Linked DNA regions of Homo sapiens: region 1 is linked to region 2. The links are chromatin loops, found by intact Hi-C in ENCODE. Cell type or tissue: A673. All regions are shown on one strand. Each heading gives the region's core, and the rest is flanking DNA. Links, peaks and the distances in the headings are about the cores only. Region 1 holds the start of LOC107985779 (a long non-coding RNA gene). Region 2 overlaps LRP1B (LDL receptor related protein 1B).

Region 1 (16,881 bases), core at 9,056-11,555, 350 kb after region 2:
GGCCAGTGAAGCATGTTGTAATACAAACAAAAATCAGGTGACTTTTAGACCACAAACAATACTAACGTTAACTGTAGGCCTTCACCTTGATGTATTTTTCTACCTTTTAATACTTGCCACTTCTAGACTATATTAGTAGCGTGATTTAACCTGTATTGTAGCACTCCTTTCCTTCCTTCCTTCCTTCCTTCCTTCCTTCCTTCCTTCCTTCCTTTTTTTTTCCTTCCTTCCTGACAGATTCCCACTCTGTCACCCAGTCTGGAGTGCAATAAAGCGATCTTGTCTCACTGCCAACTCTGCCTCCCAGATTTAAGCCATTCTTGTGCCTCAACCTCTAACTTTTGTATTTTTAGTAGAGACAGGGTTTCACCATGTTGGCCAGGCTGGTTTTGAACTAATGATCTCAAGTGATGCGCCCACTCAGCTTCCCAGAGTGCTGGGATTATGGGCATGAGCCACCGCGTCCGGCCTTAGCATTATTTTCTTAAGCCTCCATGAGAAACTGCACCCACATTTCTCAAGTTTCTAATAGCAAATAACTGGTGTCAGCAGTTCTACTCAGAGTAACAGCCAAATTCCCAGGGAAATCTCTGTCACTGGAGCAGAGCAAATGACTTGAATTAGCCTAAACATAGCTACCATGCCGTCTATCATCCACCAAGAGCTCCAATTTAAGAATGCCTGTATCCGTGGAAGTTGAATTAGAAACAACTTTCTAGTTTTCAATTTCATAAGGAACCCTATTAGGTCTCTGAATAGTCTTCAGTGCTTCTCTCTGCAATAGTATTCTGAGAAACATAAACATTTTGTAGGGTAAATCTTTACTCTTTGCACCATAAATCTGGTGAGGTTGTAACCAGCATGAAAATATGTTTTCGGGGTATTGATTTTTGTCTGAAGTACAGCTGAGTACTGAAACTTAAAGGCAGGCTGTCAAAGTGTAATCCACATATAGTTAATTAGTCAAAGATCCTTACAGTCCTATGTTGGCTCAACTCAAACAGGCAAAGATATTTAGAAAGTAATTTAAACAATATTTAGAAAGTAATTTAAACATTTCATAATCCTCTCAAAATATTATAAAGAGGGATCCTATTCACTATGTATTGCTAAGTTCCTGAAATCTGTTTCTTCATCTCTTTTAAAGCAGCTGTTCTCAAAATATATCTCTTTCACTCTAAACTCCCTAAAAAATCCTTCTTCAGACAATCCTTTGGGCTCTGTACCTGTTCAGTTCTCCTCTGCTTGCCAGGATACATTGCTTTCTCCTAATATCCCCAAGTTCAAAGGAATAATGGGCAGGGCCTAAACCTATAAATAGTCCCACATGAACTGTTTTTACTTTAAAAGATAATTTTTGCATCCAATCTACAGGTGACAACACAAACAATTAGAGATTAACATGAGGTTGGGCAGTCCTCATAACTAACTGGTTGATGTTAATCTTACCTGTTTTTGTGTATAAAATGCCAGTAAATGTTTCTTGAGAAACTTGTATGTAACAAGTATTGAATACAGATTATCTCATTGATTTTAACGTATTTTAAAATGCATTGTTAAATTGAGATTTACCTAATTGTGTCAAATATTCCAGAAAAGTAATGTTTCTTTTCCTCATAAAAGACACAAAATAAACTAGATTGAATGTGATGACTTATGATTGGCCTGAATTAAATTTAAGCATAGCTGTGTCACTCTTAGATTCCTGGAAGCAACATCAGTATCTGACTCAAGCAAGTAAATTCAGTGAATACAATCCAAGGATATTATTTACAACTTTCACATTGGAAGGCAAGAAATGAACAAGTGGTCTCCTATAGGTGCCAATCATTTCATAGAAAACCTGTGTCAATAATTTTTTTTGAATTATAATAGTAACAGTAGGCTCAGTTGAATATGTATGTGTGTATGCATGCGTTTGTGTAAAAGCTCAAGTAGTTACTAATCCTTCAGTGAATCCTACTTTCTACATGAAAAGTGCTTGTTCTCCTTGGAGATTTATGTTCTTGGGGCAGTTCATATTTCCATAATACAGCTTGCCCATGTCTTGTATCAGGGGATACAGATAATAGGGAATTTTTCTGTCTCAAAAAGTTATAGTGGGATCATTCAGAATTTAGCACATTTATATCTTTTACAGGACTGATATATTTAGTAGCTAATATATAAATGTTGCAATATCATAAGTGATCAGCAGGTAATGCATTCTACTTTAAAAGTTCATATTTGAGGCTTTTAAGTAAAATACTGTGAATCAACACCTTACCATATTATTTCTTTAAGTCCGTAATTGTGTATACCATAGTTACTTAAAAAGATAGATCTTTCATCAGGTACTCTTCAGGTAAGTTTCTTCTCTCAAAACTCATCTAGAGGAGCAATCATATAACATATTCTGAAGAAAACTTCTTGAGGATACTACTATAATTAAAAATATTTTCTTTAGGAAAAGGCCTAACATTGAAGTTCTGATGAACAATTGTCATAGATTCTAAGACCCAGTTTTGTAAGGAGATTGCCTTAGGAGTCTGGCTAGATTCCAGGGATGCAATTGCATTAAATCTTCCTAATTCTTCACAGAAGATTCAAATGAATACAGTTTTGTACCCTGTACTTAAGTATGAAAAGCTACCAAAAACAAAACAAACAATTAAGAAACAACTTCTGTGTATGAAATGTATATCGATGGATGGTCGATAGATGGTCCATGGAAATGTCATTTTTTATAACAGGGAACACCATTTACTAAAGCAGCAAATCTTTACATAATGAAACTATTATATAAATTTTATATAAATTATACAAAATGGTTGGTCAGATAAGACAGATAATCTAATATCAAAACTTGTGAAATGTTATGCCATGTTATAACAGAGCGTTCTCTAATTGGGTCTCCTCATGAAGCAAGCTCTGTGTACAGAGGACATAATTTAAGATAAGCACGGTAAAATAAGGGATTAAAAATACTACTATTGATAGAGGCAGGAGACAGACAAATCCTAGGCAGAGAGGGGTGGGTCTCCAGTGAAACCCAACCTCCAAGCCAAAGACAGTTTAAAGCCTGAAAACCAAGCTACAAGTCACATCCATGGACTGGCTTAAGAAACTGTCTTCCCATTTGGTACATTTTCTTCTGATTGATCCTCAACCTTCACCTATTTTACAAATACCTACCTTTCCCTAACTGGTGTTTTAAACTGTCATGCCCACTTTTGAGTGGTGCCTTCGTTTTAGCCTTTTTTGAATATTCAAAAACCAATCAGTACACACTCCCCTATTCTGAGCCCACAAAAGCCCTGGACTCAGCCACACTGAGAGAGAATCCACCTGACTTCAGGTGGGGGATCATGCCCGCATCCCTTCTCCACTGAAAGCTGTTCTGTCACTCAGTAAAATTCTTCCCCATCCTCCTCAGCCTTCAATTGTCAGCCTATCCTTTTTCTACTTGGATGCGAGACAAGAACTTGGGAACCCTGGAACACGGGTACAAGCTATAACACAGGTGGGCTGGGGTACACCCAGCCCAGTTGTGACCTGAGCTGGTGCACAAGCCAGGTACAGCCAAGGCAGGCAGAGTGGGCCAGTAGTCTCTTGCGGCACGTAAGGTGGCCCGGGTGGGAACGTTGCCAGCCAGAGGTTCCTGGCTGGCAAAGTGACCAAGAAAAATCCTGCGTCACTATGGAGCACATTCGATTTGCTATATATATTTGTGCAAATTGGCAAACAAAAGAGGACTATGGCCCACAAGCAAATCCAGTCTGCAGCCTGTTTTGTATGACACTTGAGATAACAATGGTTTTGTATTTTTAAAGGGTATAAAAAACAAAAGGAAGAAAACAAAGAAGAATATTGATTGGGGACATATGTGGCCCACAAATCCTAAAATATTTATCATCTAGCCTTGTACAAAAAAAAATGCTGACACCTAATTTAAGTTTTATTTTTATTTTATTTTTTTTGAAAAAGGTCCTATTTGAGTGGATTCATCATGGTTAATATGGGGCAGAATTATGTAAGTCCTGTTTGAATCTTCTCTATATTCTCAGGTTTATGGGATCATTAAAGGGCTGATACCTCTATAGCTAAGTCAGGTAAAATCACCTGGAACTCCAGGCCTCAAGCCAGGTCCCTTTAAGCAGAATGGCCTAGAGCTGGGCTGGAACTGGCAGCCTAATACTCAGCCCATTACATGATCCACTGGGCTCTGCCACCATAAACACACAGGTAAAGGCCAAGCACATTTTCTGCTGCTGTTACTGCTAAATAGGAAAATACACTTTCCATATGCCAAGAAAGACTTTGGAAAGGTCACCTCAGCCACAAAGTTAGAAGTGGTATTTTGTTTTCCTTGAGTATCAAACAGTATATATGGCCTGTCCTTTCTAGCCTCATAGTCAATGTCAAAAGATTGTCTGTTACATATGTTTTTCTTTCCGTCTTTCTCTCCTTTAAGCCATTCTATCATTCAGCTGCTTTCATTTTTATTATAAAGTCCAATTAAGTATGATAAAATGCAAAAGAAAAAAAAAAACATTGAGCCTAAATAAATCACCTTCAGGCCTGATATTACTTAATCGAAAGTCTATGAATGGCTCTTTGTACATGTTTGAAGCAATTTATGTCTTTCATACACGTCCGTGCTAGACAAGAGATGCTTTTCTCATCTCAGCTCTTTTAAGCACACCATGATGCTCTTCCATGGGAAATAAAATTGGCCACATTATTTCTAACTTCAAGAACCCCTGAGCAACATCAAGAATCTTAAAAAGGTCATATGAATTTTCAATAAATATTGATAAATGTTGTGTTATTATTTATCAGATTGAACACTGAAAATAATTTATGGGTCCAAATGAAGTAACAGGTAAAAATGTATGCAGGTAATAATATTTATTTAAGTTTTATATTAGTGTTTGCAAAGCTTTGTTGGGATAGTAAATTATTTAATATAAAACATTAAGCTAAAAACCAATGTTTAAAAGTTTCATGTCAACTATGCAGTGAAAAATAGCATGGAAACTTAAATGGAAAAAATATTATGGATTTAATTGTATTCCCCCAAAATTCCTGTGTTAAAGTCCTAAACTCAGTACCTTAGTATGTGACTGTGCTTAGAGATAAGGTCTTTAAAATTGTGATTAAGTCTAAATGAGGCCTTTAGCATGGGCCTTAATACAATCTGACTGGTGTCCTTATAAGAAAAGGAAATTTGAGCAAAGAGACATCAAGGGTATGCAAACAGGAAAAACCATGTGAAGACACAGCAAGTAGCCAGCTGAATACAAGCCAAGGAGAGAGGCGTCAGGTGAAACCAACCCTGCCAACACCTTGATCTTGGACTTCTAGCCTCCAGAACTGTGAGCAAATAAACTTCTGTTGTTTAAGCCACCCAGTCTCTGGTATTCTATTACGGCAGTCCTAGCAAACTATACGAGGAATATATTAAAAATACAGTATTGCCATTATTACATTTTATTGGTGAGATTATGTCTGAGTTTTATGCCTTTACAGTTACGCTATATAATGCATTATTTTCCCTTATCCCTTTCCTCCCTCCCTCCCTTCCTTCCTTTCTTGTTTTTCTTCCAACAAATATGTTTTCAGTACCTTCTGTGTGGCCAGCTTTTTGAATACCTAAGCACTAGGTATTCAGTGGAAAGCATAAATTTGATTCATACCCTTACAAAATTTAATATAGTGAATTTTAACTACACATTACTTTGACAAAAAAAAAAAAACAATTAATAGAAAATCGTTCTCAACATTTCTCAAAACAGACATAAGTGAGTGCATACCCACCTCTGGATTAGGAGTGATACAAAAACATGTTGCAAATTACTCCTACTAAAACAAACAACAGCCAATGCCTTTCACTTTGGTAAAAGCTATTTGTGTCAAAGTCATCTCTAACCAAAGCAAATAGTCTCAGGCTGCTTCCTGACACATCCTTAAGCTTTCAGTAACCTAACAATAATTAAAGAGAAGCCACTGATCTCTAGTAGATAGTAGTCATGCACTATCTCTAGAGATGCATTCCTATTTTCTTAGTGATCAGTCTCCACCCTACCCCATCCCCTCATCTTATTTTCACTGTAAGTTGGCTCTCCCTTCCCATCCCTCTAAAACATTTGCACTAGTGTCAACATATTGCCCCAAAGTTGCAGTTAAGAAGAGACAAAGTGATCAATTAAAAATAAATTGTTTAGGCCCAGCATGGTGGCTCACACCTGTAATTCCAGCACTTTGGGAGTCTGAGGCAGGAGGATTGATTGTTTGAGTTCAGGAGTTCGAGATCAGCCTGGACAACATAGTGAGACCTCATCCGTACTAAAAATAAAAAATACATAGTTGGGCATGGTTGCACATCTGTCGTCCCAGCTACACAGGAGGCTGAGGAGGGGGGATCGCTTGAGCTTGGGAGATCAAGGCTGCAGAGAACTGTAATCATGCCACTGCCCTTCAGCCTGGGTGACAGAATGAGATACTGTCTTAAATAAATAAATAAGAAATAGGCCTGGTGCAGTGGCTCATACCTGTAATTCCAGCACTTTGGGAGGCCAAGGTGGGCGGATCACCTGAGGTAGGGAGTTTGAGACCAGACTGACCAACATGGAGGAACCCTGTCTCTGCTAAAAATACAAAATTAGCTGGGTGTGGTGGTGCATGCCTGTAATCCCAGCTGCTTGTGAGGCTGAGGCAGGAGAATCGCTTGAACCCGGGAGGTGGAGGTTGCAGTGAGCCGAGATCAGGCCATTTCACTCCAGCCTGGGCAATAAGAGCAAAACTCCGTCTCAAAAGAAAAAAGAAAAGAAATAATTTGTTTAATAAAATTCAATGCCATATACTGCATGGTTTTTGGCAAATTTTCCCTAGAGAAGCATTTCAAAAACTAGAGCATATATGTCTGCTCCAAATAGCACAAAAGACACGATTGGTGGTAATGGGAGCAACAGTATACAAGGTCACATTAAATGAATAATTCATCTTCCAGAGCTTATCACATGAACAGCTTCTCCAATATCTGCTACGGTGAGCAGAGTATTGAGAGATCCAGGTCACCATTGTCCAATGACATTAACTTAAAACACTAAATACTGAGTATGTTCACAGGAATTATATGGGAAATAACCCTCACACAAAGGCCAAATGTGGGCAAAATTGTAAAATAGATGACTTACTTTTTTTTAATTGTTACTCACTGGTGTTCCAGTGAATGTTTCACAACAAACTTTATGGAAAAAATATATAGGCACTTAATTTATTATAAGTATTACTGATATAAAGGATATATGGCCCATTAACAACAAATAGTAATCCTATATATAGGACACTTTATTGTAAATTCCCTATAGTCAGTTGATTCTCACAAAATGCTTCAGTTGATTTTGCTAAACTCATATTTGTAGCTAATTTATTTATGTAATTGATGAAGGTGGATGGGTTCAAAATAAACGTTGGCTGATAATTTTATTTTACCAAAATGTAATAATGAATCTATTTTAGATTTCACCTGTTTGTCAATGACCTGAGAGATTTATTTGCTAAGTTGGATAGCACTTCTTTAATGCTGGAAGACTATTTTCTCAATTTTTTGTGCTACTCACAATGTAGCATCTAGAGAAATGATATCATTTTAAATTCAATATATATTTCTAACATTTTTAAAAATCCACTAATATCTTACGTCAACAATGGACCATCAACAAAACAATAAATAAAACCCAGATTTATTATTTGCTAATTTTTATGGTATAAATATTCCTAATATGGCCAAATTCAAGTTACCAACATAATTGGCATGAGATGTATAGGAGAACACTATTACGTAGTGTTTCCACATATTACTCTCTACTTTTAAGACAGTAATGTGAGGACTGCTCTCCAAAGAAAACATGGGTCATGGCCTCTAAAGAAAATAAGAATCCATCCCTAGACATAGTGTACTGTTGCTGTCTACTAATTATCAGTAACTTTATTTTATTGCTAACATAATATTTTCATGTTAGTCATTCACACTAATGTGCAATTACAACAGTCTTAAATAACTCCATCAGCAAAGATAATAAGTCAATGAAATAATTAGAAAGTAATGATCTTTGAGTGTTTGTTTTTAATATAACTCACTTAATTGTATGCTTATATTATTTCTTTTTAAATCATGACTGTATTTAACAATCAGCACTCACAATTCATAAAAATTTAACAATTGATTGTCATGAGTGGTTCAAAAACGAGCTCTGGCACTCTAGTGCTTTTGTCAGCTAACGCTTTATCTTTCAGACTCCTTTTTTCCTCTAATGGTGATTTTCTTCCAGGTGCCCACACAACTCTGCCTTTCCCTTGAGCAATTCCCCTAACATGTCCTCTACCTAAATATTCCTCTCTGCCTGCTTTTATTAGTCTTTCCACAATCTAATCCCTAATGTTAGAAAGAGTATATGTTAAAAGTAATTCACACTCAATGATATGTTCAAATATAGCTAATGTATGTCCTGTTCAATAACAGTACAGTACTAAAATGCCAAATAAATCAATACCTAATGGTGAAATTTTTATTTGTACACCAGGGATATTTTGGGACAGATCATTCGAATTCTATCATGTAGCTGATATGAAGGTATTTGTAATTATTGTGTTCTTGGCTAATTAATGCAACTATTTGCAGCTCTCTCTTAACTTTGAAATTGACAATCCAAAAAAGTAATGAACCTCTTCTTCGATACAGTCTATCAAGAAACCCTATTTCGTGGGGGGAGGGATAGCATTAGGAGATATACCTAATGCTAAATGACGAGTTAATGGGTGCGGCACACCAGCATGACACATGTATACATATGTAACTAACCTGCACACTGTGCACATGTATTATTATACTTTAAAACTTAAAGTATAATAATAATAATAATAATAATAAAAAGAAACCCTATTTCCATTACTTTTTGCTCACTGTGATCTAGGCATTGTAAACAGTGTTTCCCTCAGAATACCATGCTTTTCTAAGCTGCCACGTGTTTGCTCAAATTGCTCTCTCCACCTACAGCCCCCTTGCCACTCTCTGACCTCTTTTCCTGAGCTTAGCTTTAGATCTTTCTATGTCAGGTCAGCCAGTACTTTCCCTGAGAACCTCCCCTGCCCTTTCTACCATAAGGTACCCCTCATGGGTACCTCATTGCATCCTGCGCGTAACCTCGTGGTAACTCTTACTTGATTGTAAATGCCTAGTCATTTCTACACCATTTGGCTGGGAATTCCACAAAGTCAGGCAGCAAGTCTGCCTTTTTCATCATGATTTTCTGACATTCAGAATGATGACAGGTATGTTGTTGGCATTTGGCAAATGCTGGTTGAATGCAAAGCTGATGATTAGGAAAAGGAAAAACCGGAGCATTGAGATAAGGAACACGCTGCCTATTTAATTCACCCTCAGACTATAACTGTATTATTTTGAAGTTCTTTTAAAGATATATTGTACTGGATTGAATTTGATTGGAGGAGCAACTGGTTAGCAGTAAGCTGCAGCATTAGCACCAGCTTACTGGAACACCACCTCCTATGTTCCTGAAAGCCCCCTGAGAGATGCAGAAAGTTGTTTAAAAGCCATGCCTAATTATACAAGTGAGCAAGGAAGGATCTCTAGCTGCTAGAATCAATTGCACATTTGCCTGTTTTATTCCATCAGCTTGAGAAATTCACACAGTCCACATAGAATAATGACAGAAATCTTTTAACCGTGGTTTCCCATAGTTAAAGGAGCTACATCTCCTCTGTAGTAAGAGTGAGCCAAATGTGAAAGTAAACAAAACCTTGACAAAACTTCCTGACTTTCCAACCCAATATACTTATTTTGCAGATAAGGAAAAGTTATGACACATTACATCATCTGTCAGACAAGCTGCTTAATTTGAGTCTCAATTCCAGTAATCATCATGAGAAAGGAGAAAAATGATGCTTTTGATAAAAGCAAGTCAAGAAAGGTTGTGTCCTCCTCCTCACATTTTTTTTGGAAAGCAGTCCTATTCAAATTTAAAATTGAAGCCACTTCCTCTCTTCCCAACAGTATTGAAACCTGAGAAGAAAAGAGCGCAGCCTTAAATGCTATTACTCTGCAGCTAGTACAAAAGGAGAGGGATTTGCATTAGAACAAGTGCTAAGAGTTGTGCTTCAGGCAAGGTAAGATCATTATTTATAACAAGCTGATCTGCTTCTATATGATTAACAGAAAAACAGTGAATTAATGTTGTTATCTTAATATTGTTTAAATGGCCTCTAGATGTGGTGCGGAGCCATGCCAGGCAGAATGGTTAACACAAAATAAATGTCAATGCAAGAGAGCGTTCTGGGAAACGTTTTCACCTGGAGTAGAATATGCTTAATTAATGACCTCGAAATGAAAAGGTCTGATAAGCCTCTGGTGTATGGTCTCATTTTATTTGAGGAAACAGGACACAGCCCGATTTAATGGGAATTTCTTCAGAGACTGGTAAAACTGGTAAGCTTCTGGATAATTATCAGCCATTTTAATGATTCCTTCTTTCAAAATGTAGTTCATAGCCTAGGTTACCCTGGAAAGTGGATGAGGAAAGTATGGAACTACAATGGGTAGCGTTTTATTACCTGTAACTGTATGCTTGCACAGAAAGCTGGATTTTCAAGACACAAACAACAAACCTTGTAATATCCCCCAAATAAAGCTTCATTAAATGACTGCTTCAGAATTAGTCATCCAGGATGTGAGCCACTGGTGTAATGGATAAACAAGTCTGACTATGGATCAGAAGATTCCAAAGTTTGTCTTTCATAATAGGAAAACTCAGTGTTCAAGTAAGCTTAGTTGGGAACATTATACCAATTGTCCTGAGACTTGAAGTGTCTTCATCAAGTGGGCTAAGCAGTGGCCTATATTTCAGGGATCTTATTTCTGCCTTTAGAGTAGGCTTCAAGTTTGAGGAATCCCTATTAGAGATGTCACTGGATGCTTTTCTTTCTATCTTTTAAAAATTAAACTACATAGGGTAGAGTTGTGGGCACAAGACAAGCTGAAGGCAGAGAGCTGTGCAGGGTAAATATTTATAATAACACTTGATATTTAAACTCAGAAGAATTATATTGCAAAGCAGTTGGGATGTTTGTAAATAATACCAGAGACACCTGGACTAATTTGTAGAAATACACCCAAAGTTACCAGAGGCTTCACGGTAATGTGTGATATGTAAAAGAAAGAGTGTTCCATTTTCTGAAAGATTCTTCACATTAATGCCATAGGCAACCACTGGAGAGTACTATAGGTTCAACCCAGTAAATTCCCTTTCGCCTTCGCATCACTCAGTTTTTCCAAGGCAATAGTGAGAAGGTTATAAAGTATCTTCACCTTGTATTAAGTATATATACAGAGAGACAGTCTCGCTCTGTCACCCAGGCTGGAGTGCAGTGGTGCAATCTCAGCTCACTGCAAGCTCTCCCTCCCTGGTTCATGCCATTTTCCCGCCTCAGCCTCCCGAGTAGCTGGGACTACAGGTGTGTGCCACCACACCCAGCTAATTTTTTTTTTTTTGTATTTTCAGTAGAGATGGGGTTTCACCGTGTTAGCCAGGATGGTCTCGATCTCCTGACCTCGTGATCCACCTGCTCAGCCTCCCAAAGTGCTGGGATTATAGGCATGAGCCACCGCACCTGGCCTGTTTTTGTTTTTTAGGGAAGTCTACTGCCTTCCTGTCCTCATCCTCCCTTTTTGTGACAATTGCCTGTTAAATTTCTTGGCTTTTTTGTTTCTGCCTACCTGCTTATTCTCCTTTCTCTCTGGTAAGTACTTCCTTGAATGTAGGAGCACACTATAGCTGTTTTAGGTCCTGTAGTCATTGACACTACAGCAGCCAGTATTACTGGGACCTCTAGAAAGTGACCACGAAATGACCCAAAAGTTGCATGACCGTTTATTTAAAAAATCCGTATAAGAAACCTGCACTTCCTCCTAATGAGCCTGTATTTTCACACCGCCACATGAACTTTCACATTTTTATTGCTTGTTTATTAAATTTTAATAATTAATCCGTATGGATTTGAGATATAGATTTTGATAATTCTGGACTCCACTCTGGTAGCTCTACAGTGGCATATACCTGTACTCTTATTGAACACCTATCAATAATAAGAAATCAACTTGGACACTTTACATTGGAGTCAATTCTGCTTTCCATTTTGGCTAACCTTCGCAAACGTGTCTCAGAACCAGTGAGGAGGAGGAAATCTATGATTTTGTTGCAGGGTTTCATTAAGTGTTTTCCAAGTAATACACTAGTTTTGAAGAAAGTGTTAAGATTAAAAGAATACTACGGTCAAATTCCTTTAGAAAATGTTTACTTTGCCGGGTATGGCAGCTCATGCATGTAATCCCAGCACTTTGGGAGGCCAAGGCAGGTGGATCACCTTAAGTCGGGAGTTCAAGACCAGCCTGGCCAAAATGGTGAAACCTGATCTCTACTAAAAATACAAAAATCAGCCAGGTGTAGTGGCAGGCGCCTATAATCCCAGCTACTCGGGAGGCTGAGGCAGGAGAATTGATTAAAACCAGGAGGCGGAGATTGTCATGAGCTGAGATCCAGCCATTGCACTCCACACTCCAGCCTGGGCGATAAGAGCAAAACTCAGCCTCAAAAAAAAAAAAAAAAAAAAAGAAAGAAAATGTTTACTTTTTTCTGAATTCTCAGAATCCTGAATGGGTTAGTAGACACTGTGAAGCACAGAGAGGAGGTAAATGCTGCATAAAACAAATCTACTGATTATGGAATCTTTTTCTCACACAAAATTTTGTCAGACCATTGCTGCACAGAACACACTTTGAAAAATTCCATTTCACTGCAAGTTTTCCTGTAAAATGAGAATAACCTCAGTCTAATGTGGAGGGGAAAATATAGTGTGTATATACTCATCACCATCTATAATATGCCATACATTTTATTAATTTAGTCATGTGATGAACTGAGTAGTGTTTCTGAAGAAGATATGCTGAATTCCTAATCCTGCCTGGTACCTGTGCATGTGACTTTATTTGGAAATATCATCTTTGCATATGTAATCAAGTTAAGAATGAGGTCATTAGGGTGGACCTTAATACCAATGTGACTGGTAGAAGAAGGAGATTGAGACACAAAGGCAAATGCACACAAAGAAAACACAACATAGAGACACACAGGTAGAATGCCATGTGTAGACCGGGACAGAAATTGGAGTGATAGATCTACAAATGAAGGAATGCCAAAGATTGTTTGCCTTCACCAAAAGCTAAAGAAGAGGCATAGAATAGATTGACTCTGAGAGCTCTCAGAAGGAATCTAAGCAACTGACACTCTGATTTCAGACTTCCAACCTCCAGAACTGTGAGAGAATAAATTTCACTTGTTTTAAGCCACCCAGTTTGTGGTACTTTGTAATGGCTGCCCTAGCAAACTAATATAAATTTTTATACCAGAATGTGGGGTTCTGGAACACACTGCATCCTGGTATAATAACGTGGAAGTGGCTTTGGAATTGGGTAATGGGTAGAGGCTGGAAGAGATTTGAGTCATTTAATAGGAAGAGCCTAGATTGCTTTGAAAAGACTGTTGATAGAAACATGTATGTTAGAGGACCTTCTAGTGAGGTCTCTGATGAAAATGAGAACATGTATTGGAAACTGGAGGATAGGCCATCTTTGTCACAAAGTAGCAGAGAACTTGGCTGAATTATTTCTACTTTGGAGAGGAAGGTAAATCGGTTAGTGATAAACTTAGATATTTAGTTGAGGATATTTCTAAGCAAAGTGTGCAAAGTACAGCCTAATTTCTCTTTGCTGCTTATAGTAAATGAAAGAGACAAGAAATAAATTAAAGTAGTTCTGCTTCAAGACTGTAACAGTTTAATACATGATATTCATCATTTATTGTATATGTCCTTCTCTCTACTAGAATGTAACCACACAAGGGCAGGAATATTAGTCTGTTCTGTTCACTGACATTTCCCAAATGCCCTGACACTCATAGATGATCAATATGAGTTAAGAAATGAAGGAAACTAATGCATTAGGCTGAAATTCCTACATTTAGCCCACCAATTTTTATGCCTAAATTTTCCAAATGATTTATAAAATTTTATATTTAATATAATTCTTGAAATTACAAAAATAATTTTTAGTCTCTAAAAACAATTTACATGACTGTAAGTATATTGTGTTTACAATAGATAAACTAATATAAAATAAGAAATTAAAATTGAACTAGTTATGGTACTTGAAACAGAAACTCTCACTTAACTTCCCTGAAGAACATTTAAAAGTTTCAGAAAAAGAAAGAACAGGGAGATACAAATTTGAGGCCACATATGAAATTGGTTCTCAAGTAAGGTCTTAGCATTTATTCCTAGGATAAGATTTGGTAATAGCTGGGTTGACTTTAACGGCATAAATCCTATAAACAGTAATAGCAAATGAAGATCCAAGCTTCCGCAGAATATATTAAGGTCGTAAAAAATAATGATGACTGTCTTTATTCTTAAGTTAATCAAACTGCCACCCAAATCCTCGTTGTAAAAAAAATGCTGGCTGGGCATGGTGGCTCACGCCTGTAATCCCAGCACTTTGGGAGGCCGAGATGGGCGGACCACGAGGTCAGGAGTTTGAGACCATCCTGGCCAACATGTTGAAACCCTGTATCTACTAAAAATACAAACATTAGCTGGGTGTGGTGGCGTGTGCCTGTAGTCCTAGCTACTGGGGAGGCTGAGGCAGGAGAATCACTTGAACCCAGGAGACGGAGGTTGCAGTGAGCTGAGATTGCACCACTGCACTCCAGCCTGACCACAGGGTGAGACTCTGTCTCAAGAAAATAAAAAAAAAAAAAGAAAAAAAAGCTATATAAAATGACATAAACTTTATATGAACAATTCAATATGTTAGGCAATGAAAACAATAATCATATTGACTCTCCCACCCCCATTATCTCCTCAGTAACTTTCATACGTGGCTATACCTACTCTTTTAAGAATTACTGACACTCTGCTATCAATTAGTTTAAAATTCTCTCTTCTTGTAATATTTGCATATACCTGACTTTCTTTCAAGAGAGATCTTTAATTTACACTAGTCATTCAATAGAAAGATATTTTATAGATATGCAAAGGCTAACAATTATTACTTTAATTCATGTGAAAATATGTATATCTAGGAAATATTTATTTACATTCCTCAGATTTATAAGTACAGTTCTTTTTAAAAAATTGTTTTGGAAATCCCAGGGAACACCTTAATGCTTACTGCACACAAAAGATTTCAAACATCCATCTGTGGCTTCTAGTTTCGTATGTTACTAAGACTTTCAAATTAATCACTTTCTATATCTCTGGTGTACAATCACTCTTTACTGTTTTTCTGCCTTATTCAGTACCACTTATAAGTACTGTTTTGTTAAAGCTCTTCAATTGTAACTCTCTAATTTTTCTGCCTTCTTTCCCCTCCTCTTCAGTACCTACAAATCATCATTCAAAGAGCAGTCCTCTCCCCAGATCTCTGCTTGGGCAATCAGACTTACTCTTCAGGTTCTTGCATAAACATTAATCCATCTGCCATGCCTTCACCAACTCCTGAAGTTAGTATTATTCAGTCCCTCTTTTTATTTCATTTTATTTTATCATCGGGGTATATCTCTATAAAATAGCTTACTGTATTTTGATTACATTCGGGTGTCTGCCTTCCCAGTGGAATGTGTGCTCGTAAAGGCAAGAACTGTGTATTTTTTACACACCTATCTCCAGTGATTGAACAAAACCTTACACAACTTCAGATCTTCAATAAATATTAAACAAATATACAAACACAAGAAGTTTAGGGAGAAGAAAAATCAAGTCAATTGCTATGTGTACTGTTGCTATGTAAGTCAAAGTGTTATGGAAAATAAACAGACTAACTTATGTGAGCATTTTTATTTCTACGGGTACAATTTCAGGGGTCTACTTTAATATGGTGAGGTATCATTGGCTGGACTGCAGGACAGAATGGAGCATGCTAGCCTTTAAAGTAATTTTCAGAGATCAATGTGGTGATTTTTATTTCTATAAAATTTTCTCTGGATTTCTCATATCTATCAATGCTTTCCTTACTTAGCCAATATTTTCTTAGTCTTTTCTCATAAGATTGTGGTAAGAGAATATGCATTTTTCTCTTCAGATAATACAAAATGAGTTATCCAGTAATAAGTGTTCAAAGCAAATCTTTCTACAATACTGACAGATTCACAAGATAGGGCAAATAGAAGGAATTTTAGGCTTTTAAAAAATGTAATTAATACCAAGTTTACTTTTTGTCACTTTTTATTTTACTTTTCCAATGTAAAATTTTAAACACTCTAAAAAGTAGAGAGTGGTATAAAAACTCCCATGTATACAAGTAATTAACTTTAATAGTCATCAGTATTTTCTCTATCCTAATTATTTTATTTTAAGGCTTAAAACAAAATAAAACAAGAACCTACAAGCTATTTATTAGCAGTTTAATAGGACATCTAGGCTATTTTTCAAGAAGGAAAGTGAAGACATGCTGTGGCCCCTACTGCAATGAGAATCAGAAAACCAGTGCTTGCAAAAGGTCCAAATCAAAGTCCTGAGTGTTTGCTATATGTGAGTCAATATTCATGCTCTTATGGGCATGTATGTATTTTGAGGTCTGAGGGGACGGAGAAAGAACTTGCCCTTAAACAGAAAATTATTGTCCTTTCTCTGGTGTGCTTTTATTTTTTTTTTCCTCGCTAGTAATTTATGGTCATCCTTTTACAAATTGGTGGTGACAGTGATTACAGCAAAAGGCAACTGAGAATCCTAGTTCCTTCCACAGATTCCTATAGAAGTTGGATATTCCTC
Region 2 (16,881 bases), core at 5,227-7,726:
TATTAGAGAATTAGATAATTTATGTGGAAAAATACCACCCAATTGTTATCAGAGTGATATGACAATAAAGAAACCTCAACTGGCATGTTAAAAAATCCCCAGCGGAGGGGTAACATAAGGGTTTCAATATAGGGATGTCTAAAATTACATTTGAAATTATTTGTGTGTTGTGATATAAAACATTTTCCTACTAAGTCTTCAGTAAAACTTACTACATATACAAATTGTCTTGTTTGCATGGATTTTATAATTGTGGAAACTCTAGGAAAAGAGCTGAGTTTTACTTCTGGGTTGAGGGGTATGGGGTGGAGAAAATCCATATATAATCTCAAAATGATACATAAATAGGAAGATGGAGTTTGGAGTCAAGATCATAAAGAATATAGAAGCTCTGAAAAACTGCAGATATGCTGAGAAGCCTCTAACAGTCCTTTGAAAATAAAAGTGAGTGTTTTAACCAGTCTTAACTAGACTTTAAGGGAAAAGAGATATTTAAAGTTCTTTATGAAAATTATAGGATGAGAAACCAGATAGCAGTAAATGGAGGAATGAAGTGAAAATAAGATAATTGGGAAAGTAAATGTAGTTGATTGTTAAAGTTTGTGGATAATAAAGGAGGAGGGGATGGGAATGATGGCTATAGGAAGAGATAGGATATAAAGTGGATATTTGTTGTGAGTATTTCTAGTTTTGTTTTTGTTTTCTTTCAGCATAAAACAAATGTGAGAATATTTATTGACTACGGTGATAGCCAGTGGAAATGTAGTGCTTAAAGGTATATAAGAAAGAGGTAGAAATTGATAGACCAATGGACCAAGTTGAGACAAAAGTTTGGGTGAGTGGGACTTTAAATATGTATGAAAAAAGACTAGAAGAAGTAAAGTTCTTCTGAAATGACAGCAAAACAAGCATGGGTGGATATACAAGTAAATAGTGAGAAGAGAAAGAGTAATTTGAGGAAGTAACACAAGATGGCACCCAGAAAATAAAGGCAGTGACTACAACAAAAGAGAATAGATTAAGAAAACATATTTTGAGAGAATAAAGAAGAAATTGAAAGGAATGGTCAAGGGCACTGTAGCAGAAGCTGTCTGCTCATATCCCTCAGAGTGTTCATGTGATTCTACAATCATAGGGATCTTTATCTGTGCCTGAGCATACTTCCAAACCCTTCTTCCTCTCCCACCAGTTTCCAGGAGGGTAAAGTCATCTCCAACACAAAAACAAAAACAAATTTGCTCTTCAGAAATGGGTGTATAAATGCCTGAGTTCCCTTGTCTCTCATGCTAGAGAGCTGTGCCACACACTTAAGCTTCAGTCACCCTTTGTTGTAGCTGGCTTAATTGCTCCAACTATGGGGTTGCCTTTCTCCTGTATCCTCTCACCCCCACCACCCCCCACCCCCTAAAAAAAAAAAGGAAAGAAAAGAAAAAGAGAAAGCTACAATGGCAAATAAAGGAAAACATTCAGTGAATCCTTGTTTCAGAGTTGACTTCTGCGAATATCCAAACTAAGAAAAGAGCTTACCATGAGAAAGCAAAAATATTGCTGAGTAGCATAAGACAATTTAAATTGTGAAACTCTGCATTTGTAAGGCATTCATAAACTCAGGTTTCTTCAGAGTCACATAACAGCCAGCAATCATGGATGGCTCATTTGAAGTAAATGCTTTTGGTGATAGAAAAAATACAGCGTTTGGAGCTAAGTCTACAGTAATACTGAATGAAATTAAGGCTTGCATTTGGTAAAGTCTGTCCCTGATGGCAGTAATAATTCTTATCTATTTTCACAGATTTTTCAACTTTAATATTATTGGTTTCTATTTCAGTTTTTTGGATATGATTATGCTGTTCAGGAGAGCAATATGATCGATTATCTCTTTTCTTCTTTCTACTTAGCCAGAATGCACTGAGGTGGAACTCCACAACATTGACTACAAAGGAATAGGCATACCATCACTTGCAATGCTGCCTTCTTTTCTCCTTTAAAGACAGAGGGCTACCTGGAAATACAGTTTTGAGAAAGCCTAATGATGCTCAGACTTGGCTCTCAAGGAGTATAGAGAAAGTACAAAGATCTCCTCTCCCACTGTGACTTCTAAAATGATTGCTGTGCAATTCTTCACTAATGTTCCACAGAAGAAATTAATTACTGTTGTGTTTGTTTTTACGTGCTTAATTAAACACATAAAAGCAATTAATTAACACTCAGGAATCTACGTATTTAACTCAGCTGCACCCTTGCAAAAGGAACTGCAGAGCTTGATTACTACAGGAGTCAGGTGTAGTAAATGAGTGAGAAGAATGCAGAATAGGTATCTAAGCCAAACACGTACGAATGGCAAGGGCTGTTTGGAAGTGGAAAGAGCACGAATGTTCAATGGCATCATCCATGTCTGGCACCATTTTTATCTGGCTGATTTCTGTGATTATGAGGCATCTACCGTTGCCCTTATTTTCCAGAACATCTGAACTTTTGTGTGCAATTTTCTGATTTTCAAATGTTGTCTTAAAATGACATAATGACATGAGTCAAATAAATATGAGAGTTTGGCCTCCCTGTGGTCAGATTATGCAGTCTCTGGGTCTGATAAACACTTGATAATAAATGTTTTTTTATAAAATTGGTATTATACACAAAGCAAACAACAAACTAAAATTCAATTCCCAAATGTAACTGAAAAGTCAATGAGCCTCTTCAGGATAAGACTAAGTGGGCTCTGCAGACATGAGTTTCAGTCCCAATTCTATTACTAAGAAGATGTGTGGACTTAAGTCAATGAACTATCAGGATCTCATTTTTGTCATTAAGATTTTAAACAATTATCTCATGAATTTTTTCAAATTTAAGATTCTAAGGTAAAAGTGATAATATTGGAGCAAAGATTTGAAGTAATCAGCAAAGCACTAATTTCTTTGGAAACTATTCTATTTATTAGTGGCTCTGGCAATGCAGCAATCCCCTGAATACACACACACACACTCACACACGCGGAAGGAAAGAGAGAGGCAGAGAGAGAGAGACGTGCTATATTATAGATTAGAAATATTATATGTAGATATAGATAGATTCTAAGTATCATACAAAGCAATGCATTTAACTTTGTGGATATGTTATATATACATATTAATATATGTATAATTGGAATCAAGTGAATGGAAAGGTAACCTAAAATTCTTCAGAATTCATGAAGGGAGTCATTTTGGAGGATAAATATTTGCTATAAAGCATTCACAAAAGCAAGAATCCAGACATTTAAAATAAATCAATATTTATGTTCATTATTACATTATTATTGCTATGGTTAAAATGCCAGCTGCCAGAATAACCAATGCAAAAATTATAAAGAACATTACATGATTAGCAATTATTAACCTAACGTAGTTAATAACACATGTCTACTAGACTGCAGCTATATAACAGCCATACAACATATAGGAAGTTAAAATAATTAGATCAATGTGTTAGTGGTTAACCCAAACATTTCCGATTGTTGACATTTCCCAAGTTTGAAATTACTGCAAAAAAATTGAAATTTGAGAGTCATAAACTTATAATAATGTTTATGTTTTTGTTGGGGGGGCAACTTTTAAATCTCAAGAAAGAAAAGTTAACATAAACACTGTAGAGCACATGGTAGGTGCTCAAAGATGTCTGCTTACATTTCTGTTAACTAAGCCTCTATAAACAAAATTTGATGGCGTTATATGTTTTACTTACCTTTACAGCTTCTCCCATCTTCTGTTATTTCGAATCCATCCTCACAGTAACATCTTGTACTATTTCTGACCATTGTACATTTATACTGACAATTCAGCTGTTGGCAATTGGATAACAGTTCTGTAGAGAAAAAACAAATATATTCTCTATATTTAACTGTATATGTAAATAGTTTGTATTTCTCAGTGTACAATCCTTACACTATAGTCTTGATTGTTCTCCCAGAAAGTTTATATGATTGGTCTAGAAAAAAATATTTACCTAAAATATGTTAGTTTACATTTGCTTGAATTATTGTAAATAAAATTCGAGATCAATCTGTTTGGTCTCCCGCTTTTTAGCTTATTACTGTGTTCATAGTCACAAAACCTTTCAAATTTGGTAAATTAAATTATTTCAAGAGGAAAGATGTCAACTCAGCGGTTGATTTTGCCATCTATGTCTTTCCTATCTGACACATCAATTGATTTTCTAGCTTTTGAGAGCTTGTTTTGATTTACTAATCCATGTGTAACCTTCATAGCAATCAATGTGAATATATCTCATCTCAATATTTTATTTTTCTTTGGTAGAAAAATATTAGAGAAATACTGAATGTAATATATTTCATTATATCTGAACTATTTGAGAAAAGACATGATTAAAGCAAAAGTTAGCAAACCTTCAGAGCAAATTAGGATTGAATATGATAAAAGCATGAAATAGAGATGAAGTGACAGGAGCACATTTATTGCACAAACAATCGCTAACAGAAATAAGATTCGCTAAACTAGATAAATATTGGATAGAAGCATGACTGTCTGAAAATAGGGGTATAAATAGATTGCTATGATACTGTTGTTTTTACTCTTTTCCCCAGAAAGGCAAATAAGGGTTTTGAAGATCAAAGTTAAATGATTCAAAATACATTGATATTTGCCAAGAGTTTAGCTGGTGCTACAGAAATAAAATCAAATTATAATTAAAAAATAAAAGCCCAATATGTAAAAGAACACCTGAAACATTCCAAACTGAACATTGGGTATTGTATTATAAATGTAGTTATCTATAGTATATCCTTAGTTCAATTACTGTTCAGCATTCTCATACAATTATTTCACACATCTTCACTTCTTAAAACTGCAAACCTCTTTCCTAATATTCTGTCATATATGATGATCCTGCTTCTTACTTCTTTGAGAAAACTGAAGCAATCAGAAGAGATTTTCCAGATTTATACTCCATTTCTATCCACATCTGCGTATACTGCTTCTCCTTGGATTTCACAGTTAGTTGAATTCGTAATCAAAGCTCCAACCCAACATCATATGTAAAAATCCCATCCCCTCTCACCTAGTCAAGGATATCACTTCAGCAGTGCTACACTTTATGTTCATAGAATCAGTTCAAAATTGGCTTGAGTCTATAAGCTATTGTAATGTGATATTTATTGAGCACATAGTCAATGCTAATCACGCTGCTACAGTTCCACAGATGCAAAATTCATTAAAAAAATTACAATATGAGTGTGGAAGTGAGTGGTATTAAGTGGACAGAACAACAATATAAAACAATGTTTATAAATCATAGTAGCAAAACACATATGCTAAATAAAAGTACAAGTGGTAGGATGTAGAAAGATTCATCTAGAAGCTGAATATGCAGGAAGATATCTGAGAAACAGTTGTAGAAGAAGTTGAATTTGAGTTGGGACTTAAAAGTATGAGAGTTTGGATAGACAAAATTAATGAGAATGTAGCCTAGGTAAAGAGGACAATATGAGAAAGTAAATAGAAAGACCTGAAAGCATGCAAGAAACACAGGCAACAATAACGAACGCTGCATTGCTAACCTATAATGCTTGATGTAGTTAAAAAAAAAAATGAGAGCGAGACTGGAATTGCTGTTTGGAGCCAGGTCAAGGTGAATTAATTCACGGATTAAGTAGAATTTTCTGTTTAGGCAACAGGAGACATAGCTGGTTATTGAGGACAGTAGTGATACATTCTGACTTGTATTGTTCAAAAGTACCTAACAGTAGAGAGAAAGATAGTAAAGGAAGAAAAGCTATCTAAGTGACTAGGAATGGCAAAATGCTAAATGAAGACTATGAATCTTTGCCTAGAAAGATGGCCAAACACTTGGTGAAAGCATAATGACACTAAATGAGTAGTACTAATAAAATGAATTAAGTACAACAGAAGTACTACGAGTTTGGGAAGAAAATATTGTTTGTCTTTGATTATGTTTAGCTTAAAATATTGACAACATAATAGCCAGGGAGAAAGTGAGAATTTGGGTCTATCTTTGAAGAGAAGTCTGTAGTGGAGATATCAATTTGGAAGTCACAAGCATAAAGTCGGTCATTGAAACCTAAAAAGTAAAGAAGCATTCCCTTAAGAAGAATACTTGGGTTACAAATAAAAACACCCGTAGAACCTCTTCATGTGAAAATCAAAGAGAAGAGGTATCAGCGATAAGAACTACCACCAAGAAAAACTGCAAAATAATAAAGTACATAAGTGAAGAACCTAGAAAGTCTCACAAAACCTAAGGAAGAAGAGTAGTCTATAGAGGCAAGCAGGGAAATCAATGTTAAATTCATTGAGAAATAAACATGGATGAAGCCTGTAAAGTGCACTAGGCTTCCTAATAGGATCGATTGAGGGTGTTAAAAAGCATTAGAGTGGAGCAGTGAAGACAAAGGTGAATGTAATTAGGGGTTGGAACAGAAAGAGGAAGCAGGAAAGGTTTCTCACAGAAAATAGATTCAGTTATACTATGAAAAGAATGAGGGTAGAGATTTGATCTAATTCATGTAGTCTCTACCTTAATGCAGGTGTATTCACTCAGTGAGTCAAATTTATTATTTTTCCATGTAATCCCTGGAGCCCAGCTGCACCTTTTCACTGTGTCAATCCAAAGTAGAAAATCCAAATACTATGGATCCCATCTTTCTACTCTCTCTACTTGACGTTTCTGGAAGATGGAGAGTGAACACTGAAAAGAGGGGGTTAGTGATATGGAAAGTTGAGGAGAAATACAAAATGCGGGAAAAATTAATCTGAAAGACCAGACCTCAAACATGGTTCTGAGTGTTAGGAGGAGATCTGTTAGTTGAAAATAGCAAAATATAGAAGGTCAAGTTAGCTTTTAGTTTATTAGACTTATCCTGCGTGAGGATTTGTATATGTGCAGAGTGATGACACGAGATGATTAAACAGTTTAGGATATTAGGTGAAATGGTAAATATTGATTCTGCTAACAGATCGTGAAGAACCATGAAGAACTAACAATATGAATACTAAAATTTAAAATTTGGCAGACTGTGAAAGCAATACTAATTATTAGAGTTATCTATTTGAACTGCTTAGCATTTATGCTTAGTTGCATGCAATGCTATAATGACTATAAATATAGTTAAAAGCATATCAGATTAATTTTGTTAGAAAACTTATTTGAGTACAACAAAAAATTTTGTACTTGAATCATTAGTCTTCACCCAGTGACTTTCGTCAAGCATAGCCATTGGCTTATGTAACATTATCATTGGTTTGGAACTTAGACTGAAGTAGGAAGACCACTTGTATCTCAGGGAAGCAAATATGCAAGTGAGAACACAGACATGTAAACACGGTGTCTGATCCATATTCCTCACCATTATAAAATAAAACTATCCTTTTGATTAGAAGAGAGAAGCTGTCGCTGGAAGTGGTGGCTCACACTTATAATCCTAGCACTTTGGGAGGCCAAGGCAGGTGGATCACAAGGTCAAGAGATGGAGACCATTCTGCCCAACATGGTGAATCCCCATCTCTACTAAAAACACAAAAAAGTTAGCTGGGCGTGGTGGTGTGTGCCTGTAGTCCCAGCTACTCGGGAGGTTGAGGCAGGAGAATCGCTTGAACCCAGGAGGCAGAGGATAGTGCCACTGCACTCCAACCTGGCAACAGTTGAGACTCCGCCTCAAAAATAAATAAATAAATAAAAAGAGAGAAGATATCATTTCACAAATCAAATCTAATCCAATTCGTGAAGATTCCCCTGACACAGATCCACTTTGTTCTGTTTTTAAGGTATCTTTTTATGACCTTGATATGATTTGGCTCTGTGTTCCCACCCAAATCTCATGTTGAATTGTAATCCCCAATGTTGGGGTAGAAACCTGGAGGGAGGTGATTGGACTTGGGGGCAGGTTTTTCTCTTGCTGTTCTCATGATAATAAGTGAGTTCTCATGAGATCTGATTGTTTGAAAGTGTGTAGAACTTGCCCCTTCACTCTCTCTTCCTCCTGCTCTGGCCATGTAAGACGTGCCTCCTTTCTTTTTGGCTTCCACCACGATTGTAAGTTTCCTGAGGCCCCCTCAGCCATTCTTCCTGTACAGCCTGCAGAACTGTGAGCCAATTCAACCTTTTTCTTTATAAATTACCCAGTCTCAGGTAGTTCTTTATTGCAATGTGAGAATGGACTAATACAGCCCTTAGCACAGTTGTAAAGGAGGAAAAGTTGCAAAAGAGAGTATTATTAAACTATGAATACACCTTCTCTATCAAATTCAAGGTAACAGTTTACAAGTAATGGGTAGCTTTGAGACATCAAGACTTCTAGGCCATTTGATTTAGAAATAGTCAAAAAATAGATATCTTTGTATTATTAATAAATAGTAAGAGGGAGTCTAAAAGGATAAAAATTAATTCAGAGTAAAACTGAAATTTCTTTCACCACTTATCTTGTTTTCTGAATGGTGGTAGAGTATTGTGTTGAGGCCTTTGTCTCTGCAACAAGAGTGCTTTACCTCCAACTGTTTCAGTAATTTCAGGCTATATGAGTGTGGCAGAGAATATTTAAGTGTGCATCAATCTTGTTTCCTCTTTCTAGGGAAATAAAAAGATGACATTCCCCAGTTGTCTTCCAGTTAGATTGGAACCGTATTTTTGTCTTCTAGCCAATATAACGTAGAGAGTAATTGGTGTGTGCCACTCCTTGACCTGATGCTTACAGCATCCTGACAATCTTCTCCTCTCTGTACACTTGTCAGCCATCTGGGTGCAGGGAATCCAGCAGACTTCTCACCCTTTGGGATGGCACAAGCCCACAATGGAAAGAGCCTGAAACAGCACCTGGGAAGTCAACCACTGATAACCCAACTGGACTGTGATATCAGCGAAAAATTGGATTATTGTTGTATTGAGTCCTTGAGATATCAAGGTTATTTGTTACATATGAGTGATGATGGGTACATGACTAAAGCTCTCATTACATGCTTTGCCTCATCTCTAAAATGGGGATAATAATAGAAACTACCTCATAAGCTTGTTGGGAGTCTTAAATGAGGTAAGTGATACAAAGTTCTTAAAATATTGCTGACACATAGTAACTATTTTTATTATCATAATCATTTTTTATCAGTTTATCATTTAAGCTGAATCATCCATTTAGTATAACAGAATTTCTATTGTTATCCTGCCATATCGTATATACACTATAAGCAATTTGGTGCTGTTTATTTTTACATTAGAAGCGTTTTCTCTTTTATGCTTTTATTTTTGGGTGTGACATGACTCGGTTGTAGTTTTGTCATCTCTTGATGTCTCCTGGAGAAGTTTTTCATTTGTTTGTTTGGTAAGTTCTCTCAAATTTTTCACCTGAAAGCAAAATCTCCAACAGATAGTGAAACACTAATCATAAGAAATAAGGATTTTCTACATTGATCTCTTTGTATCTATAAAATACAAATATCACCCTCGGAAGCAATGTACATCCACATTGAATTTGCTACATAACCATGGGCCAATTTACAATTTAGACAAATAATTTTTATGAAATATACTAATTTGCATAGCTTTTAGGGGCTGTTTTGCTTTGTAACATCATTGGGATTTAGGACACCTTTTCACAAATGTATGCGAGTATATGATTTAGGAAACACATGTAAATAAATCATGCTGACCTTCCTTAGAGTGAAAACAGGACAATAGAGAAAGGTGATTAGAAGTTGGCAGTTTCCAAACATTACGAGTTATTACCAATAGAGGTCTTTTTTCCTCATTAGTTTTGTTTACATAAATAGCTCTAAGCCAAACAACCACTGTTTGCTATCTTTTGTGTATAGCTATCGGATCAACCATTGTATAGTCAATAGCATTATGCTGCTGCCTTTGTGACCTATAGTCAAATAACTCACATTGATCATGTATTGGATTTAGCAAGACAGTGAGAACATGGCTGAGCTATTTTATTTGTATGCTTCCAGGTTATGTTTTGGAGAGTAAATTAGAACTTTTAGAAATTCTTTGGAAATACAGAATGGTATAAGCACCTTTCCATATACATAAATTATCTGCGATATCATTTTACAAAATGGGATGATATTTCATTCTCAATTTTAGTAATAAAATTGCTTCTTAAATTAGGTGTGTGCAAAAATGCCTTTTATCCAACAACTAGAACCATAGTAATGAGGAAAAAATTATTCTTTCCCTATGTGGCACATTAAAAAAACAAGTACCTCACTGTTTTTTATGCTTGAAGATTGAAAAGCTGACACAGCTACTTACCATGCCAGACAGCTCCTCTTGTCAGCAGGACATATGCTTGACATATTTAGAATGGTGATAATTTGTGTCACATCATTCATCCTCTTACCCCTGTTTCTTTGGCCTAGTAAAATGCAGTGTGAGCTGGTTTGCAGAGATCAGGCCGTTGCTTATGACTGCTTACATGAATTTCTTCAGAATTTCCTTGTCTTAGTGCTAGACTACTTACTGGCCTCAAAGTTTCAGTGTGTTCTCTTACAAGAAGATAGAGCAGCGAGGCAATGCTTTTTTATTGCATTTTTTTCTATTTTTGGTATTTTAATGAAGTCCATATTTTAAATTCAGCAAAATTCATTCTTTCTCACGTACAATGCTGCAAGTTTTGATAAATGTGTATTGTTGTCTAACCAATACCATTCATAAGATACAGAACAGGATCATTACCCCAAAATACCCCCTTTGCACCTCTACAGTCAACCCATTGCCCTGCTGACAATTTTGGTGATCACTGATTGGTTTTTATCTCAATGGTTTTGTCTTTTCCAGTATGTCATATAAATGAAATCATCTAGTATTTAGTATTTTGAGTCTGACATCTTTTACTTAGCATAATGTATTTGAGATTCATCTATATTATTGTTAGTATTAGGTAGTTCATCTATATTATTGTTAGTATTAGGTAGTTCTCCCTTTTTGGTTACTGAGTAATAATCCATGGTATAAACATACCTCACTTTGTTCATTCATTTCACAAGTAACACACATTTGAGTTGTTTCCAGTTTGGAGTTACTATGCATTAAGTCTCTATAAATATTTACATACAGATTTTGTGTAAATATAGGTTATTATTTTATTTGGGTAAATATGGGATTTCTGGGTTATGTGGTAAGTGGATGTTTTACTTTATAATAAATTACCAAACTATTTTTCAAAATGGCTGCATTCTTTTATAATCCTACCACCAATATATCAATCTTCCAGCTACTCTACCTTCTTCCCAGCAGTTGGTATTTTCAGCTTTTAATTTAATTTTATTTTTTAGTCATTTGAGTATATATGTAGTGGTAGCTATTGTACAATTATTTTGATTTGCATTTTCTAATTATTATTGATTTTTTCATTGTGCTTATTAGCTAGTCATATATGTTATCTGCAGAGAAATTCTGTTCAATCTTCTGCCGACTGTTATTAGGTTGTTTTCTTATTATTGAGCTCTGAAAGAGAGAGAGCGAGACGGAGTGTGTGTGTGTGTGTGCGTGCATGTGTGAGCGTGTATATGTATTCTGGATACAAGTTTGTTACGAGATATATGATTTGTATATCGTTTCTCCTAGCCTATAGTTTCTCTTTGCATTCTCTTATTACTGCTTTTCAAATAACACAATTTCAAAGAAAAAAATCTTACATTTCATAAAATCAAATCTCAATATATTCTGTCATAAATCCTGCTTCGGGAGTTCTAAGAAATCCATTACTGACTCAATTTAGCCTATACTTCTTCTAGAAATTTTAAGTTTTAGATTTGTAGTTTATTTTTGTTTAATTTCCATAAATGGTAAAATCTATGACTGAAGGTTCATCATTTTGTACACAAATGTTAAATTGTTCCAGTACCATTTAGTGAGATTACTAACATTTCTCTGTTGAATTATCTTTGTACCTTTGTCAAAAATGAATTGACCAAGTATCCATGGGTATATTTTTGTACCCTTATGTTTCGTTAATCTGTATGTCTGTCCTTTCTATAAATTATGCTATTTTGATGACAGCAAATCTTGAAATCTGGTAGCATAAATTTTTATGCCTTGTTCTTTTATATTTTTAGATTCCTTTAGATTCTAGGTCCTTTATATTTCCATGTAAATTTTAGAAATAGCTTTTCAGTTCCTAAAGAATCCTACTAGGATATTAATTGGAATTATGTTAAATTTATAGATTGGGGGATATTGACATCTTAACACTACTGAGCCTTCTAATTAAAAAATATGGTAGGTATATATGCATTTATTTTTAATTTTTTAAATTTTTCATGAGTTCCCTGCATATAGCTCTTCTACATATGTTGTTCAATTTATATCTGTCTCATAGTTTTGATTCTATTTTACATGGTATTATTCACTGTAATTTTCTATTGTCCATTGCTAGCAATCAATCAAATATGATGAATTTATATATATTGAACTTGTATCATGTGACCTTGCTAAACAGAACAAAGAAAACTAAAAAGAAACACATTACAAATATCAAATTAGAAATCTAATGAATTATAAACATCAGCAAGGCAGCAGAAGATATCACTACAGACCCTATAGATTTAAAGGATAATAAAAGAAAACTATGAACAACTCTAGGCCCATATTGACAACTTAGAGGAAATAGAGAAGTTTCTTCAAAGTTACAAACTGCCAAAGCTCATTCAAGAAGAAACATATAATCTGAATATCCCTATATATATAGAAGAATTGAATTTGTGATTTAAAAACTTTCCCACACAAAAATGCTAGGCCTAGGTAGCTTCCCTGAAGATTCTACCAAATGTTTAAGGAAGAAATAAAACTAATTCTGCATAAGCCCTTCTAGAAAACAGAAAGAAAGAAAACATTTTCCAACTAATTTATGAGGCTGGAATTACCCCAATCCACAAATCATATAAATGCATTAAAGAAAAAATATAGAACAACATTCCTTATGAATATAGATGTGAAATTCTTCAAAATTACTAACCACTAAAATCCAGCAATATATAAAAGGATAATATGTCATGGTGATGCCAGGCTGGTTTTGCATTTGAGAATCAATTAATCCAGATCACCCTATCAATCAGTACAGTAAGGGAAAAAAACCCTATCATTTCAATAGATGCCCAAAAAGCGTTTAATAAAAAACAATACCCATTCATTATTTAAAATACAACCCTTGGCAATGTAGTAATAGAGGGGAATTTCTTCAACCTAATGAATGATTTTGCCCTTGAAACACGAACATGTCACAACAGAAGTAGGATAACTTCTCTTACCATTTATATTCAGTAATATATTGAAGTTTGTAACCAGTGCATTAAGGGGCTTTAACAAAGTTTAGGAACACAAATTAGAAAGAATGAAATAAGTAAAACGGTTTCTGTTTGTAAGCAACAGAAACAACAAATGTCTACATACAAAATTGTTTTTAAAACCATCAAAAACCCACCAGAACTAGTAAGCAATTATATTGAAAGTTTATTTAATAAACGTGACTGACAACATTGTCACTTGATAATTTTCATTTTGCATGTTAATATTTCATAAGATTTTACAACTATTTCAAAAAGAAAAAGCAAAATTTTCTATAATTTAGCTGTAATAAGGTGGAAGCTGTGGACCAACCATGTGGTCTGAGAAAATATTCCATGGACTGAGTTGGCGGTATTTAGTTATTCATTATTTTATTTTATTGAGACAGAGTCTTACTCTTGTCATCCAGGCTGGAGTGCAATGGAACCATCTCCCCTCACTGCAACCTTGTCTCCCGGCTTCAAGCAATTCTCCTGCCTCAGCCTCCTGAGTTTCTGGGACCACAAGTGCCCGCCATCACACCCGGATAAATTTTGTATTTTTAGTAGAGATGGGGTTTCACCATGTTGGCCAGGCTGGTGTCGAACTGCTGACCTCAAGTGATCCACCTGCCTTGGCCTCCCGAAGAGCTGGTATTACAGGCATGAGCCACTGCACCCTGCCAAGTGGAGCCTGGAATTTATAAAAGATTGTATATGTTTTTTGGGTTTTGTTTTGTTTTTTAAAGTAATGAGGCCATTTGCTTTTTTCCTAGACTAACTACGTGGCTGTGCCTGGTCAAGCCTTGGGAGGCTGAGGCTATAGAGTTTCATCCATCAACCTTGGAAGAGCTGTCTTGGAGGCAGGCAGGGCCGGAGCCCCAGATATCACTGGACCTGAACCTAGAGCAAGCCTAGGACAGGGCACTGGATAACTTCCCTGTGCTGAGCCGCTGCTCCTGCTAATGCACCTCCATCGGGCACCGAGCCCTTCCCGGAGATGAGAGGGGCCACAAACTCTCTCGAGACTCCCATGTCCAGGAGTCAATGGCTGAAACCACAAACAGGCTCCAGTCACCTCAAGAAGACGCAGATGCTACCAATGGAGGGGTCCAAAGCAGCCTGAGCCAGCGTTAGAGATACCAGCGGCTGCAGAGGTGGAAGGACACACACCCAGGGTGCCCTCTATGTTGCAGGGCACCCTCTACAGTTCAGGCCGCCCAGGAAGATGCTGAAATCCCAGGATTCCATCAGGAAGCAACCAGAAAGGAGAGTAACCCCAGCCTGTCTCCTGGACTGCAGCGCGACCCCCTTCAACTGCTGCCCTGGAAGGAGCCCAAGGCACCCCAGTGGAGGCCCTCATGCTGTCCCTGAGGATTCTGCGCTAGAACTGTACCCTGCATGCATAAGAGCCTTGAGGTCTATGCTGTGGAGATCATTCCTTAATTTGTTCTTTCTACTGAACGTCCTGAACATTTTTCATTTAGAAAAACTCTTCATGTAATGAATAATATGCAATGTGCTAAGGAACTCTTCCTTTAGATCTACTCAAAATTGCTATGTTTCTTCCACTGAAACTGTACACATTCAATAAAGCCTTTCCCTTATTCTCAAAACAAAAAAGTAATGAGATAGATGTGTGTGTGTGTGTACTCGATACATGTATATCTCCCCATCCTTTTTAATAGCTGCATATTGTTCCATTTTATGAATGATGAGTAATTTAATTAACCAATTCTTTGCTGAAACACATTCAGTTTGTATGGTAAATACAGCTATCTGTTAAAAAATATTTGTGCTCTCCCTTGCATACTGCAGAATTGTTTCTGAGAAGTGACTATCCAGCCAGAGACTCTACGTCCTACCTCTCCTTTAGTCGGGTTAGAGCCATAGAACAGGTTCTCACCAATAGAACATGAGTGGAAGTGATATGCATAACTTCTGTGTCAGGGAGAGTAGGAATATGCATGTCTGGCCAGGCGCGGTGGCTCACGCCTGTAATCCCAGCACTTTGGGAGGCCGAGGCAGGCAGATCACAAGGTCAGGAGATCGAGACCATCCTGGCTAACACAGTGAAACCTGGTCCCTACCAAAAATACAAACAATTTGCCGGGGGTGATGGCAGGCGCCTGTAAAACCAGCTATTCAAGAGGCTGAGACAGAAGAATGGCGTGAACCCGGGAGGCAGAGCTTGCAGTGAGCAGAGATTGCGCCACTGTACTCCAGCCTGAGTGATGGAGCGAGACTCTGTTTCAAAAAAAAAAAAAAAAAAAAGAATATGCATATATGCATATTTTCTCCATGCTCATGTTCCCTTCTTCTTGTCTGGAAATTTCAATTTACTTTTATGATTTTCATGCTGTTTTCTCATATATTTCTCTGTAATACAATTCTGATGTATGCCACTAGGTATGCTTTGAAATGTATAAATTAAACAAAAAACCAAAGTAACAATTTTTTTTAAAAAATCTGAGAGTGTACCACATCAATGCTAAGAGAATTTCTCATTTTGTGTTATGCCTGCAAGTTAAGAAATCACTCAGAGAAAGAGCCCCAACCACCTCAACTCATTGGTGAATACTGGATTTAAACAACTGCTTATTTTGAATCTCCATATATAATCATTTTTAGCAACTTAGCAACTTTAGATTCTGATTTATTTAGAAACATTTTATTGTAGATTTTATTACACAGATAATTAAAATATAGCTACAAGGCCATAATCAAATCTGAAGAGAGATTAATTTATTTTACAAATTATAAATAAAATGACTGGTTTATTCATTGACACAATTTGCTAAAAAATAAATGTATAATCTTTAGGTATAAGTTATTACTGGGAATATTGTATGAGGAAAAATGTTTACTTTAGCATAATCTATAAAAAGATATGAGAAGATAACGTAAAGCAAAATATGTTTGTGTGAGGTTCTCTTTTCAGACTAATTATATGAGGACAATGACATTTCATAGACATGGTGTGAGATTTAAACACAGTAATTCAGTAGAAGTACTTAGCTTGGCACATTATAAACACCTTCTGTGGGTTGGCAATTGTATTATTATCATTATAGTCACAACCAAAGGAATTCAGTGATTTTAATTTCCATGTTTTCTTTGAATCAGAGAATAAACTAAGACACAATGGTAGCTCAAAGTGTGCTCCAGACCCTAAAGTAAAAGATATAGTTCTACTTGTGCTATCTCTTACCACAGATATAACTATGGGTGAGTTTCTTAAACTATCTGAGCTTCAGATTCTGATCTAGCAAATATCTTGATATGTTTATATGAATATTAAAAAATATAAGGAGTGAAAATATACTCTATAATTTCTAGAGCATCTCATAAATGCTGAGATATGAGCCAGTACAGAGAAAGATAGGAGAGAAAAAGGTGAGAGTACAAGGTGCATTGGACTGGCAAAGCCAGGGTGTTTGGGATATTACATACCTTGTAGTAGAGTTTTGCATTTGATTTTGCAGTAAGGGTGACATACTAGAGTTATTAATAATAAAATAACCAATATCAGATCTTTGCCTGATTCAATGTATTTAGTTGCTACCAGAGAGAAACTATGCGTGAGGAAAAAATGCAACCAAATTTACCAGAG

The links. A loop is a pair of places that touch in the nucleus more often than their neighbours do. Peaks named below come from ENCODE experiments on the same cell type or tissue, not always from the same donor. Only the 100,000 strongest peaks of a DNase experiment are listed, where the experiment ranks them.
Region 1: it touches region 2 in a loop (5-fold over the local background); 1 of 110 quality-filtered maps calls a loop at or near these places.

What each region holds. Positions count from the first base shown.
Region 1 is chr2:141,601,432-141,618,312 of GRCh38, forward strand. The region is part of intron 2 of LRP1B (LDL receptor related protein 1B); the gene reads right to left. It overlaps LOC107985779 (a long non-coding RNA gene), which reads left to right and starts at 10,017. Exons shown (of 4, transcript XR_007087247.1): 1 at 10,017-10,170. In A673, for the core only: no CTCF peak of the experiment used is centred there; a DNase peak (open chromatin) is centred at 10,070; H3K4me3 peaks cover 994 bases; H3K27ac peaks cover 745 bases.
Region 2 is chr2:141,250,802-141,267,682 of GRCh38, forward strand. It overlaps LRP1B (LDL receptor related protein 1B), which reads right to left. Exons shown (of 91, transcript NM_018557.3): 4 at 3,721-3,840. Among named protein-coding and RNA genes, the nearest start is that of MIR7157, 670 kb to the left of the region's middle. In A673, for the core only: no CTCF peak of the experiment used is centred there; no DNase peak of the experiment used is centred there.